Regions from separate parts of the Homo sapiens genome. Here all the other regions are linked to region 1. A link is a contact called in ENCODE Hi-C or POLR2A ChIA-PET data. All regions are on one chromosome and are shown on one strand. The core of a region is the stretch at or near the end of the contact, and the rest is flanking DNA. Distances in the headings are between cores, read along the strand shown.

Region 1 (3,057 bases), core at 192-2,691:
GCAGCTTCAGCAACAAGGCATATATTCCCTGGGTACATGCTGGAAAGAGAGGTCAGAGGGCAGGACCTACTACATGTCCTGAACAGTTGGGTGAAGGGTCAAGATCTGTTATGTGTAGCAGGTGATCACCCTGGAATGTAATGCATTCTGCAATGATAATTGAAGTCTGAGATTGTTTTAGAGATTATTTTAGCAGAGACAGTTAGTATTGTAGTTATGAGCTTGGTCTCTGGAGGCAGCCTGTCTGAGTTGGATGCTGAGCCCTTCTGCTTACTGATCATGTGGACTTGAGCCAGTTGTTACGGCTCTGAGATTCTGTTCCTCTACATGTAAAACAAGGATAATAAGAGGACCTGCTTCGCAGGATTACTGTGAACGTTGAATGAGTTAATGTGTGTCAGGTCTGAACACAGCACATAGTAGGTGCCTTCATGTTAATTGCTGTTATCTTACAAGTCCAGCTTCCACTGCTAGACTGAATTGGATTGAAAGCCAGTCCCTGTTGACTGACCGCCCCTGGAGGACAGCAGCTCCTCCACACAGGGAGGGAGTTCGGGTCCATCTCTTTGACTCTACCCCATAACTCTGGGGTGGGCCTGATGGGAAGGAATTATCTACCAAGCCCCAGGCATGATGCCAAGCTGTTGAATACTTCATCTCTCAGGTAGACAGTTATCTCCATTTCCCAGATGAGGAAACTGGTGCTCAGTAAATTTCAGTGACTTGCCTAAGTCTGTACAACTAGTAAGAGATAAAGCCACCCTTGGAAACCACAACTACACAGTTTCAAATTCCATACTCTTTCCACCAAATGCACAGTCTCCAGAATTTCACACAACCCCTCGAGTCCTCACCTAGAAAGTTTGAGGGCAGAGATAGGATCATCACCTCTTTCAAGAGAAGGAGGGTAGAGCAAGTGAGGATATTAACTGCACTTCAATAAACCACTCATAACATAAAAATAACACAGGAAAATCTCATGATCTGTTATCACCATCACGTCATTCAACCTAAGACATGTCAATGGCAACAATGTAGACAGGACAGAATATCCTGGAAGATATGGTGCAGATGTTCAAATCAAATAGGTCCAGCTCTTTCAACAGTTCATTTTTCTCATGGGCAGCCCACCCTGCTGCCTCCCATTTGGGCCTCCCCTGGGCTGGCTCCACAGTGGAAGCCCATGACCAGCAAACAGTGACCCAGTTGAGGCAACCACTTCATCTGCCACATGGTTCCAGACTTCACAGAACCAGAGAGAAAAACACTCTTCCTGTCAGCAGCTGAAAAATTTTGCTTTGGGCCCCAGGGTAAGTGTGACTGGGGCCTGTGTGGTCTAGCAGAAAGTTTGCTTGGCTGCCTGAGGAAAGAGAGACACTCAGGCTCATCTTAGTGACAGGGAGAAACGTGCAATTTCCCCCATGTGTCCACAGCTGCTCTCCTGCCAGCTGGACAACACAGACTGGCCTCATTCACTGAAAATGCTTCCAAACAAGTAACCTATAGCCTGCACGGGACTGCAGCCCGGGAGCCAGGAATCTGGCTGAGAATGAATGAGATACCTCTCAGCAGAGTTCCAAGTTGGAAAGAATCATTAAAAATGTGGCCATAATTTCTCTACAGAAAAAAAAAAAAGAGGACACATTCAGGGTCATTCTGAAATAGTCTTTGCAGAGACATCTGTTCCCGTTACAGCTTTGCTAAACCAAATATGTACGTGATGCTTCTGGTTTTCCTGTCAAGCTGATCAAAGGGTGTTTGTGTGTAGAATAATACATTTTAGGAACGAATGCCAGGCATGTCTGCAAATATTACATTAGAGGAGGGACAAGTTGGGGTGGTGTGGGGAGGGAGGGCACACGGCTGAGCTAATGGCCTTCCTGTAGCTGTTGCAGGCTGGAGAAGCCGAGGTGACTGTGGGGACTTCAATGAAACTGATAGCATCTCTGAGTCCAGGCCGGGAGATGACTCACCAGTGGAGACTCATTAGCACAGGGTCACCCAGGGACTGAGAGGTTCCTTTCAGAAAAAAGAAGCACAGACATCCAGCATCCTTCCTGCATTTCAATAACTCTGTTTAAACCAGGAGGAACTGGTTCCACGAGACCATGAACCTACATTCTCAAAAGAAAGACGCATTACATCTAATTAGGCATAGTTTTATTGATTTCTAATAAGATTTGGGGAATTTTTAAATTCTGAGTATCAAATTGACAGTTGGAGTTCTTTCTTTCATTTTGTTCACGTTTTTTCTTGTTGTTCTGAAATGCTGTGTCACATTCATGTACTCATGTGGAACCTGAGTGTCAACATGTGAGCCTGCAGCCTGCCTGCTGCATTGCTCACCTGGGTAACACTGAAAGCTCTATGTGCATTTGTGAAAAAAAAAATCATGAATTAGATACATCAGTCAGAGAATCATGTCAATCACAAAAGACAAAACACTCCTTTTAAGGATGAAACCTGGTTTGCAGCTCACTTTCTCCAATAGAGCCACTGCCCAGACCTGTCCAGCCCTCACCATCTGGCATGTCTCTGCAGCAGCTAATGTTAGAGACCTTCTTCCTATAAACAGCATCTCCCTTGGTTTTGGTGGGACTATTCATATCTTGTTTTCCTCCTGTGTATCAGATCATTCCTTCCAGACTTTTCTTCCAGACTCCACTGTCTCTACATCTCTTGTATGCTGCTGGCCACCCAGATTTTTGCCCCAACTTGCCCCAACTCTCTGCTGTACTTCCTCTGCATTTTGTAGGCTCTCACTCACTGTCCTGGCTTGGGTCCCCATCTCTACACTGATGCCTCTCCTGCCTCCCCTCCAGACCATCCTTCTGAGCTCAGGTTACAGAGAGCCAGCAGCCTCTGCACGATGGGACCCAGGATCCCAGAGTGTGCACCCACTTTGTCTCTAACTCTGGCATCAGCCTCCTAGTCAAGTCATCCAAAACACCGGGAATGATTCTGGACCTGTTCTCTCCTTCATCTGCTGCAAACTGAGTCTTGCGTTTTCTGTTTTCTCAGCATCAGATACTTTTTCCTTTTTCTTCATCCCCTGTG
Region 2 (3,057 bases), core at 409-2,908, 380 kb before region 1:
CTCCAAAGTCTACAACCTTTCACAGCAGTGTACTGGGACTGGTGACTGAGAGGACCACATGCAACCCCACTTATCAGGGACATGTTTTTTCCTCTCTGGAAATGACAGAACAAAGATTACAAAGGCTGAGAGATATTGGCCTGAGGAGTGGGACGTTCACTTAGCTCCTTCTTTTCTGTAAACACTTATAAATTGGACTGACATTTTTCCAAATATTCTCCTGTAAACGGCAGGTAGATCGTTTCTGCTATTGATTGTCTTATTTATAGCTAACAAAATGCATACATTAGTTAGGAGAGAGGAATGAAAATAGTCTGTCAATTACTTTTGTGCTCACAAACTATGCTAGACATTTCAAGTTCTTCATTCAAAATTCCATAGCATCTGTTTAAGATAGTAGCTACTTACTTCATCTCACAGGTGTGCCACTAAGGCTTAGAAAGGTGAAGCATCTCGCCAATGTCACATAGGTAGTAACTGGAAGAATCAAAGCTTAATCCAAAGTTGCTTGGCTGCAAACTTATTTTTGGGTTTTCAAATGTGCACTAAAAGCACTGGCTAGGCTGGTTGGGGAGAAACCGAAGAAGAGGAACTCATGTAGAACAGGGAAACTATTGGACCAGCCAAAGCTGCTTAACCTTTTCTGCTGTAATAAAATGTTCAAGGGTACCATGGCCTTAGTCAGCGGCATCTGAATCCACTCTTACGAAGCTGTGATTCTGTGACATGCTTGATAGACACTTATCTGAGTCTATCAATTAAAGCTTCAGCAAACTCTGTCCAGATGTATTTTCATCTATAGTTTTAAGACAAATTATTATTTAATGTCAGTCTTTTTTCCTGTAAATGTGTACACCATGCTAAGTGCTTTACATGCTTAGCATCGGTCAATCTTCACAACAGCTCTGTGCTGTGGCTTGTTATCCTCATCCAACAGATGTGAAAACCAAGGATCCTTCCAAGCTTGCACGGCCAATTTTGGTGGAACCACAATTAAGATGCAAGTTGGTTTAACTCTGAAACCTGTGTTTCTTCATGAAATTGTGCCACGATTTCATTAGGAGAAGCCCTCTTGCAGGCCCCTTTCGTATTTAACGAATAATCCATACTTCATGGTTTCTGCTGCTTTTCTTTTCCTGGAGGATTTTATTAAGAAATCCATTTGTCTTTGCACCCTGGGAGCTGCTTCCTCCTGCTGTCTGACTCAGGCTTTTCAGCCTATTTGCACCTCAAATCCCTCATTAGGGAATCCAGGCTGGGGAGAGTTCTAGGCACAGTTTAAAAGGTTTTGCTCCCCCCACCCTGCCCGCCCACCCCTTCCTATTTTTGCTTTTATTTTTAACTGCACTTCTTTCTGACAGGAACTCTGTTTGTCCTGACTTGAGTCTGATGTTATGAGTCACTGGGGAGATATAATATGCTGATTGCTGAACCAGGTTATTATTTTTTCTTTTTCTATGACTCATTCTCTTCAAAATCTCTAATTTATGATAAAAGTCAGTAAGATGTAAGCACAGAAAATGTTCCTAATGGGCTGTCTTATTAGGTTTGGGCCCACTTTGTCTAGTTTAACTCTTGAGATGAACAATGTAATTCAGTGTCCCCCTTAGAAAGATCTGGGGCCGGTGGGCCATGGCTCCTCCCACACCACTGCCAGGCAGGGCAATGAGCAGTGCTAGGGCTCCACTCATAGGAAGAGTTCAACCTGTGGACCCAGTTGAAAGAAGAGAAAGCTTCTGATGAGATACTACTAGTGCTGCCCACATATGTGCATCACAAGGACATAGAGCCATAAAAACCTATCCTGCTTTACAATGTTTCTAATGAAGGAACATTATAAGTCATCATCCCCTTAAAATGCCACCCCAAAATGGGGCAAACGCATATGCAAAATACAAACATAGCTCACAAGATGACAGTGTAAACTAAGAAAATCTACTCAGACGTAGAAAGAGATGGGGATTTTTTATGATCCACTTTGTTATGTAAACAAAGAGTCAGACTGTTAGACCAGGACAAGATTTTCAAGGTCTCATTCAATGCACGACCACTTTTCATAGCCCCTTGGACAGATGCAGCCAGTAATGGGGAGCTCCCTGTGTTCTCAACTATTTAACCATTTGAAGTTCATTGGTGAATAATTGAACACTTACCCTGTGCCCCGATGTCTCCTAGGAACCAGAGATGCAAATGTGATAATGATGTCTCTAAACTGCCCTGGTCTTAGGAGGACAAACTCCTGACTCTTCTTCAGCAACCCCCGCTGTGTCCCTTCTTAGCCTTGCCCAAGCCTGTTTAACCTGCGCCGGACCCACAGCATGAGGCTGAGGCAGCTTCTAAGCTGCTATAGATGTGGCCTTTAGTCCGCTGGGTTGCTCTTTTGTGTCAGCCTCTGCCTGGTGACACAGCTTGTCAGTGCCACTGCTTGGGATCTGCCGCAGTGCAGCAGCTGGAATGAATCACACGCCTCTTCCAATTTCAGTGGTCTTCTGTTGTTATGGACTGAGTTCTGTCCCCCTAAAATCCGCATGTGGAAGTAGTCGTAACCCAATGTGACTGTATTTAAAGATAGGGTCTTTAAGGAGATAATTAAGCTTATTTAATTTTTTATTCATGTAAGTTTACAGGATATAAGTGTAATTTTTTTGCATGTATAGATTACATAGTGGTCAAGTCAAGGCTTTTAGGGTACCCATTGCCTGAATAGCATACGCTGTACCATTAAGTAATTTCCCATCCTCTACCAATTTAATTAAGTTTAAATGCTGTCAAAAGAGTGGGAAGCTAATCCGATAAGACCTGTGTCCTTATTAAAAGAGGAAGAGACACCAGGAATGTGCAAACAAGGATGAAAGGTCACATAAGGACACAGTGAGAAGGTGACCATCTGCAAGCCAGGAAGAAGCCAACCCTGCTTCACCTTCATCTTCAACTTTTATCCTCTAGAACTATGAAAAGATTAATCAAGTCACTCAATTTGTGGTATTCTTTTCCAGCATCCCACGGGGGACTACCACACCTCTTTATCATCATTCTCTTGTCCAACAGAAACTCTTT
Region 3 (3,057 bases), core at 232-2,731, 330 kb before region 1:
GGGGGATGGGAGAGCGTCAGGAAAAATAGCTAATGCATGCGGGGCTTAACACCTAGGTGTTTGGTTGATAGGTGCAGCAAACCACCATGGCACAATTTACCTCTGTAAACCTGCGCACCCTACACATGTACTCCAGAACTTAAACAAAGAAAGAAGAAGGAACAGATTTTTTTTAAAAAGGGAAAGATATGCAGGACACGCTCAGACATGTTTACGTATGTGTAACTGGAGTCTTAGAAGGATGAGAGGAAACAGATTAGAGCAATATTCAAACAGATGATGGCTAAGGATTTTCCAAAATTGATAAAAGACAGTCCGAATATTCAGGAAGCTCATCACCTTTAAGCTACAAAAATACAAAGAAAATTAATCATCATCTAGAATTTAATGGTCAATTAAAATATTCCTGAAGCATATAGATAAAATAAAGATGTTTTTGGTAAACAAAAGCTGGAAAAGTGTATCACCTTACAGAAGGAAAATAGTTATTGATGGAAACATGAAAATGTATGAGGGAATGAAGAACACAGGAAAGGGTAACTATGGAGGTAGAGGAATTAATATTGGCTATAAAAAATGCAATAACTTGAATGTCCTGGGAATTCCAATGAAAAGGCCTAACAGTCACTATTATTCAAGGCAAGAGTGTGCAAAGGACATTAAAGTGCCCTAAGTCTCTAGCAGGAGTATGAAAGTAGTAAAAGTAATAATTTGTGTTAGACAGCGATATCTCAAGATGCATGGTATAATATCTAGGTATCCACTAAAAGAATAGCAAAGGAATGCATAATGAACAAGTTAGCAAGAGTAATTTCCTAAAGTTAGATGGAATAAAACTGTGGATAAATAAACACCTTTGTCAGAAGTGAGATTAGGGAAGTCACACTCTGCTAAGACAATGAGCACCCATGAAGAAAGGAGTTCACATTGTTCTGTAAACCTAAACACACTAACAGAACCAATGAGCACAGAAACTCAACTGGCCCCCACTGATGCTCCGTTAAGCAAAGTACTTCTCGTTTCAATGATCCAGAATGATCTTTTAATTCAAGGTGAAGGTGCCGTTACTCTCATGACAAGGATTTTTATTTCAGCTGTAATTAGAAGGGTCAGGCCAGATAAAATCTGTGTTCTCTGAGGACAACTTGAAAAGTGAAAAAAGGAATATAGGATTAATGAAAGATTCACAAGATTAAAATTGGGATTGAAAATTTGAGAGACTCTTCCCAGATCTGAAAACAGGTACTCTAACTACTCTAACCCTTCTCCCTTTTCCCCCAAAGTCACATTTTGGGGAATGGTTGCGCATCTTGTCTCTGGAAATCCTTCACCTGGCTCATAAATTCATTGATGATTCAGTGAAGTTGAGCACACGAAATCTTCTAAGGTCAGACTCATGGTTTCCTTTCAGGCTCATTAGCCTTTAATTGCGAAACCAATGCATCTGCTAACCACAAAGACATGGTTGGTGCACGCTGGAGACAGTAAAAGCTTAGTGCCATTGCTTCTGAGAGGCGGCTGTGGGCCCGGGGGCACAGTTTATGTGGGAGGGTGCCAGATGATGAAGCATCACTTTTGTGGCTTCTGAGCAGTGTAGCTCCTGCAGAAAGCATTGACTCTTCCCCCAAGGCCATTCTTCTGTATCTATTTGGCTGGCGGTCAAGGTCAGGCTTTCTTCAAAGTAGTGCAATGTGTAGTTACCAACAATTTTAAAGACGCCATAAAGACCCCCTGCCAAAAAGGGACACCCTTGCTGCCATACTAGAATGCCACGAATCCATGTCATTTGCCACTCCATTAACTCAGATCATTGAAAGGTTTTGTATTAGTGTAACCTGCAGACTTGTTCTCTAGTAGGGCAGTGTAATTAGGACCTCTTCAAAATAAGACCTTACTACTGAGAAATTTAATGAAGCAAGGCTCCTTTAAAGTTAAATCACACAAGCATCATCTCCTCATGTTCTCTGGTCTCCTGGACCCTGGTCAGGAAGCAGTGTTCTCCCAGCAGCTGTGAGTAACATTCTACCAGCATGTGCTGGGCTGCAGTTGTCTATTTATCTGCCTCTCTTATTAGATTGTGAACTTTCTGAAGGTAGTGATTTTACACATATCTCTGAATACTTAGGCTCAGGACCCGGCACTAAGAGAGTACTTTGAAAATGACTAACAGAAGAAGAGAGGGAGAGGGAATGAAGGAGAGAAAGGAAATTTGAATGGTTCAGTAAGTGTTCTTAGTTTCCTTAGCAAAACAGCATTTTCATTTTTTCTTTTTTAGTAAAGACGGAAGAAAGATCAGATGGATACAGTGACCAAAAAGCAAGTTTGGAAAAACCAGTGTTTGAACTATTGCTCAGTTACTTCTCCTGAAGGCTGCAAGGCAAGAATCTGAAATCCTTTATATGATTTTCAAATTTTTTGCAATCTGTGTCCAAACTCTGAAATTTTCAAATTCAATTCAAATTTATCTTCTACCATTCTTTATCATCACACTCCTAAGCAACATCCAAGCTAAAATTGTTCTTATTATCTGGTCCTTGTGATGGGTACAGAATTTTGCTTCTGCCTGTAATGCGTTCTCATTGGGAATAATTATTTATCCTTCAAAATTTATCTGAAAAATTGTTTCTACTTTGAAGCTATCCCCAGGCACAACTGCTTTTATTCTCCCTTTGTTCCCATTACTCTGTGTGCTCACATTTGTTACAACACTTGTCGGCCTCATTTTTAATCACTTGTCTTCCTGGCTTCTCAACTAGACAGTGTGTGAGCTGTGAAAAACAGGGCATTTCTGGTACAACCCTGCATTTTATTTATTTCTGAATCTCCGGTCTCCTGAGTTTCTGTGTTGCCTGACACAATGCAAGTACTCAGTGAAATGTTGAACAAAGATAACCTTGCAAAGACTAGAGGAATCTGAGGATGCTGAATAACTAGGAGGAGGTTAGTCCTCAGAGATAGACACCAGCCCCCCATGGTGTAAGAATTATTGCCAGGACTTGGAAATCACCAACGATGGTCATAATCACGGTTAGCAGAAGAGAAAAATCACAGGGCCCT

What was found. Hi-C counts contacts between places; a loop is a spot of excess contacts on that map. ChIA-PET counts read pairs that join two places held with the same protein, here RNA polymerase II (POLR2A). Pooled maps may share reads with other maps.
Region 2: a loop to region 1 is called in a pooled map, with 3 times the contacts of the local background. The contact joins two enhancer-like sites. A Hi-C loop is called at or near these places in 1 of 168 maps with a recorded cell type or tissue (endothelial cell of umbilical vein) and 5 of 50 pooled maps. POLR2A ChIA-PET finds 5 or more read pairs at or near these places in 2 of 52 experiments (PC-9 and activated CD4-positive, alpha-beta T cell).
Region 3: a loop to region 1 is called in a pooled map, with 2.5 times the contacts of the local background. The contact joins two enhancer-like sites. A Hi-C loop is called at or near these places in 1 of 168 maps with a recorded cell type or tissue (naive thymus-derived CD4-positive, alpha-beta T cell), 3 of 37 single-sample maps with no recorded cell type and 7 of 50 pooled maps. POLR2A ChIA-PET finds 5 or more read pairs at or near these places in 1 of 52 experiments (AG04450).

The regions. Positions count from the first base shown.
Region 1 is chr2:12,176,082-12,179,138 of GRCh38, reverse strand. All of the region lies in intron 3 of MIR3681HG (MIR3681 host gene), which reads right to left. Among named protein-coding and RNA genes, the nearest start is that of MIR3681, 22 kb to the left of the region's middle. Within about 2 kb of position 1,441, at least 12 of the 41 ENCODE cell types and tissues checked have a DNase peak (open chromatin) inside an H3K27ac peak, as active enhancers do; they include PC-9, where a contact is called at or near this core.
Region 2 is chr2:12,553,718-12,556,774 of GRCh38, reverse strand. The region is part of intron 4 of MIR3681HG (MIR3681 host gene); the gene reads right to left. Among named protein-coding and RNA genes, the nearest start is that of TRIB2, 160 kb to the left of the region's middle. Within about 2 kb of position 1,658, at least 5 of the 41 ENCODE cell types and tissues checked have a DNase peak (open chromatin) inside an H3K27ac peak, as active enhancers do; they include PC-9, where a contact is called at or near this core.
Region 3 is chr2:12,505,940-12,508,996 of GRCh38, reverse strand. All of the region lies in intron 4 of MIR3681HG (MIR3681 host gene), which reads right to left. Among named protein-coding and RNA genes, the nearest start is that of TRIB2, 210 kb to the left of the region's middle. RefSeq lists a silencer at 1,335-1,384. Within about 2 kb of position 1,481, at least 2 of the 41 ENCODE cell types and tissues checked have a DNase peak (open chromatin) inside an H3K27ac peak, as active enhancers do.